2 separate regions of the Homo sapiens genome follow, and region 2 is linked to region 1. Evidence: read pairs that join two places in POLR2A ChIA-PET (ENCODE). Cell type or tissue: MCF 10A. All regions are shown on one strand.

Region 1 (2,500 bases):
CTTTGCAATTTTCAAAAGCTCTTATCAAAGATTGACTCATAGAGATGGTGAGGCTTAAAGAATAGGGAAAAAGTGTTAGCTGAACAGGAAGAAAGGGTATATTCCTCAGGTACTCCAAATTTATTTATAACTTTTAAAATATGGATAAATTTCTCAGATTATCAGTAAATTACCAGTGTGAAGCTGCATCATTGATCTTGAAATGCTTTTCTGTATAAGATGCTTTTATTCTCCTCTTCTAAATTTACAATTCTTTCAAGTTCTACATTTGTACAATTTTCTCCCATCCTCTTCCTAAAGCTCTAACTCAGACCTGCCTTACTTTGGTCTTGGGATGACCTAAGCCTTAGCCAGACAGACACGCCTTAGAGTTCACTTAGTATTCTAAAAGACCTCTGGGAGAAAGCAAGAACTCAGCATCTAAGAAGTTAGAATCACTGTGGCATAATGAAAAGGACATGGGCTTTGGAGACGGACAGCCCTGGATTTAAGTTCTACCTCTGACACTTTCTAGATGTATAACCTTGGGCAAGGCACTTAACCTCCCAGGATCTCATTTCTGCATCTATAAAATGGAAATAATGCCACCTACATCTCATAGTATGGTTGTGAGGATTACAGAACCCCTATGACAACTCCTGGCACATAAAAGGCTAATGGCTCACATCTGTAATCCCAGCACTTTGGGAGGCCGAGGCAGGCAGGTCACCTGAGGTCGGGAGTTTGAAAGCAGCCTGACCAACATGGAGAAACTTCATCTCTACTGAAAATAGAAAATTAGCCGGGCATGGTGGTGCATGCCTGTAATCCCAGCTACTCAGGAAGCTGAGGCAGGGGAATCGCTTGAACCCGGGAGGCGGAGGTTGCGGTGAGCTGAGATTGCACCATTGCACTCCAGCCTGGGCACCAAGAGTAAAACTCTGTCTCAAAAAAAAAAAAAAAAAAAAAAAGGCTAATTATTGGTAACTATTATTACAGACCAACTGCCAATTGCCTTACTGAACACTTTTCAGAGCAGTACTCTTGTAACAGGCAAAAGGAGTCATACTGCTACCACATTCCCATGTCTTTATCCAAAACATTCCATTTTAGTACTCTATAATTAACCAAATCAAGAGCTTAAACAATTCAGGACAAGAAGTGCTAACATGGCTCAACTCATTCTCTCCTGACAGCAACAAAGCCAGTGGAAGGTGGATATGTTTGCCAAAAGCAATAAAGGGTCTGTTTGAACACGGTCATTACTGATACTGATGTAAGCACAATCTAGTTGAGGTTCTTGGGCTTGCAGCCTTATTGTCAGAAAGTTTTAATATTTCTGAAATAAATCCTCTCCTGCCTTGTTTTCCCTGCTGTGCGCCAACACTCCTATCACTCATTTTCAAGAACACAAGGAAGAAATCCCTTTCAGCTAGTACTACCTCATTCCCTGTGGAACTTACCTTCCCATTTCCCAAATTACTTCTTATAGAGATTTTTGGCTTGCTGGGTTCACTTGATGTCAACTTATGAAAAAGGACACTATAATTAAATATATCATAGCCACATAACATGATCTGGCCCCCAGAGCATCGCAAGTTACAGGACGGAGGCAGGTGCCAAAGATAAGATGTGATTGAGTAACCTGCACACCATATGTTCCTTCTTATTAACTACTGCACTTGGGAATTCTGGCTCTTGTAAAAAGTTTATTCCCCTTGTGTGGCTGAGCAGAGTAACAAAACTAAGAAAACTGATGATATGTGAATGAAGTAAGGAAAACCATCTATGGAAATGTGACTTAAAATAAATGTTTATACATGAAAGTTAAAAAACAAATGCAACAGTCACCAGTTCCACAGCCAAAGGCAGCTATTTCAATACTAGTATTCTCAGTTCCTTCATATGCTATAAGAAAAACAGTAAGGAGTCAAGGTCAAAGTGGTTATTTACATAGACAATCTAAGAATCAACAAAGGCTCAACAAATCAAAATGTCACACTGCAGTTCCTTGGTGAGATGACTTTCAACTTAGGGAAAGGGCAGTCTTGGGCACTTATTTTGATTTAGCCAATTCAATATCAAGAAGGTTAAAGATTGGGCACCTGAAAAGCAGCTCAGCAATGCCCTGAATTTCGTCATCCAGCTGTATCCTTGCCCAGAGCTTCACCTGCTTAACTTTCAGCAGAGAAGTTGTTTTTTTGGTGCAATTAACATTGTAAGGCAAGCTCAGCCCTGCTTTACAATAGCCTTGAGGCTGCTGAGTATATCTACAATCATGGAACATACATTTGGTGCTGAAAAAACAGGAAGATGGTTCAACGACAAGGAAAGTGGTCAAGAAGCACATCTAGAATTAAGAAAAACAGACTCCAGTATGCTGGTCTTTGATTTTTTAACTTTTTTTTTTTTTTTTTTTTTTTTGAGACAAGGTCTCACTCCAGCACCCAGGCTAGAGTGCTCATTGCAGCCTCAACTTCCTGGGCTCAGGTGATCCTCCCACCCCGGCCTCCTGAGTAGC
Region 2 (2,500 bases), 79 kb before region 1:
CTTAGAATAATTCTACTATCTGAATGTTTCTGTTTTTTAAATGAACATAAAGAATCTTCTCCTGAGAAGACATGGAGTAAGATAGCTGAATAGAAGTCTCCACTGATCATCCTCCCTGCAGGAACACCAAATTTAACAACTATCTACACAAAAAAAGCACCTTCAATTAGAATCAAAATCATGTGAGCAATCACAGTACCTGGTTTTAACTACATATCACTGAAAGAGGTACTGAAAAAGGCAGGAAAAACAATCTTGAAATGCAACAACACCCCTCTCCCATCCCCTGGCAGCACCCACATGGGCAATCTGTATGCTGTGGCAGGGAGAGCTCAGTGATTGTGCAACTTTGCATTGGAACTCAGTGCTGGCAACACCAGACAGGACTCAGCAGGTACCCACAGAGGGAGCATTCAGAAAAGCCCTAGCCAGAGGGGAATCACCCAACCCAGCAGTCATATCTGTAACTTCCATAAGGCCTGCTACCATGGGCTAAAGTGCTCTGGGGTTCTAAGTAAACTTGAAAGGCTGTCTAGGCCACTAGGACTACAACTCCTGGGCAAGTCCTAGTGCTGTGCTGGGCTTGGAGCCAGGGGACTTGAGGGGCACATAACTTAGTGAGATGTCAGCCAGGGTGGCTAAGGGAGTGCTTGCGTCACCCCTCCCTCAACCCAAGGCAGTGCAGCTTGAAGCTCCCAGCTTCAGAAGAGACCCCTTTCTTCTGCTTGAGGAGAGGAGAAGGAAGAGTAAAGAGGATGTTGTTTTACAACTTAGATACCAGTTCAGCCACAGTAGGAAAGAGCACCAGGCAGGATCATAAGGTCCCATTCCAGGCCCTAGCTCCCGGACATTTCTAGACATATCTTAGGCCAGAAGGGAAACAGTCCTGGCAGGATTCATCACCTGCTGACTAAACAGCCCTTGGGCTCTAAATAATCAGCAGCGGCAACCAGCTAGGACCTGCCATGGGTCTTAGGTAAGACTCTTGAGCCATGCTGACTTCAGGTGTGTCCCAGCAAATTCACGACTGTGTTGGCTATGAGGAGAGAATCCTTCTGCTTGAGAAATGGAGAGGAAAGAATAAAGGAGACTTTGTCTTGCAGCTTAGGTACCAGTTCAGTCAAAGTGGGGAAGAGTACCAAACAGGCTCTTGGGGTCCCTGATTCCAGGCCTTGGCTCTTGCATTGCATTTCTAGACCTACCCTGAGCCAGAGGGGAGCCCACTGCCCTGAAGGGTGAGTTCTAGGCCTGGCAGCATTCACCACAAGCTGACTGAAGAGCCCTTGGGCCTTAAGTGAACATCAGTGGTGCCCTGGTACTCATAGGCCTGTGGTGGTGGTGGTGGACATGGGAAGAGACTCCTCTGCCTGGGGAAAGGGTAGGGAAGAATAGGAAGGATTTGTCTTGTGGTTTCACTGCCAGCATAGCTGCAATGGAATAGGGCACCAAGTAGATTTCTTTCTAAGGTTTCCAACTCCAAGCGCTGGCTCCTGAACAGCATCTCTGGACTTGCCCAGGGCCCAAGGGAACTTGCCACCCTGAAGGGAAAGGCACAAGACTAGCTGGCTTCACTACCTGCTGACTGTAGAGCCCTAAGGCCTTGAGTGAACATACGCAGCAGCCAGGTAGTGGTCACAGCACCCCCTGGACAAGATTCAACACTTTACTGGCTTCAGGACTGACCCAATGCGTCCCAGTGTTGGTGGCCACAGGGCTGCTTGTGTTACCTCACCCCTAGGTCCAGGCAGTTCAGCACAGAGACAGAGAGAGACTCCGTTTGTTTGGAAGAAAGTAAGGTAACAAGAGTCTCTGCCTGGTAATCCAGAGAATTCATCTGGATCTTACCCAAGACCATCGAGGTGATACCTCTACGAGTCTGTATGAACTACAGCATTACTGGGTTTGGGGTGCCACTTAATGCAGATATGGCTGCAGTGACCAAAAACAGATCTCAACACCCAAGTCCCTTTGAATATCTGGAAAGCCTTCCCAAGAAGCACAGGTACAAATAAGCCCAGATTGCTAAGAAGTCAACAAATACCCAACTCTTCAATGCCCAGACACTGACAAACATCCACAAGCATCAAGACCAGGAGGAAAACATGATCTGACCAAACAAACAAAGTTAGGCATCAGAGGCCAATCTCAGAGAAACAGAGATATGTGACCTTTCAGACAGAATTCAAAATAACTGTTTTGAGGAAACTCAAAGAAATTCGAGATGACATAAGAAAGAATTCAGAATCTTATCAGATAAACTTAACGATGAAATTGAAATAATTAAAAAAAGAATAAAGCAGAAATTCTGTAGTGGAAAAATACAATTGACACACTGAAGAATGCATCAGAGTCTCTTAATAGCAGAATTGCTCAAGCAGAAGAACTGTGAGCCTGAAGACAGGCTATTTGAAAACACACACCCAGAGGAGACAAAAGAAAAAAGAATACAAAAGAATAAAGCACACCGACAAGATCTAGAACATAGCCTCAAAAGGGCAAA

Evidence for each region. Peaks named below come from ENCODE experiments on the same cell type or tissue, not always from the same donor. Only the 100,000 strongest peaks of a DNase experiment are listed, where the experiment ranks them.
Region 2: POLR2A ChIA-PET joins it to region 1 with 6 read pairs; 7 of 35 experiments call an interaction of 5 or more read pairs at or near these places.

Annotation. Positions count from the first base shown.
Region 1 is chr7:129,227,512-129,230,011 of GRCh38, reverse strand. All of the region lies in intron 1 of AHCYL2 (adenosylhomocysteinase like 2), which reads right to left. Among named protein-coding and RNA genes, the nearest start is that of AHCYL2, 3.7 kb to the right of the region's middle. In MCF 10A, no CTCF peak of the experiment used is centred here; no DNase peak of the experiment used is centred here.
Region 2 is chr7:129,306,225-129,308,724 of GRCh38, reverse strand. The region is part of intron 1 of AHCYL2 (adenosylhomocysteinase like 2); the gene reads right to left. LOC124900234 (a long non-coding RNA gene) reads right to left here. Exons shown (of 2, transcript XR_007060519.1): 1 at 1-2,500. Among named protein-coding and RNA genes, the nearest start is that of AHCYL2, 82 kb to the right of the region's middle. In MCF 10A, no CTCF peak of the experiment used is centred here; DNase peaks (open chromatin) are centred at 484 and 944.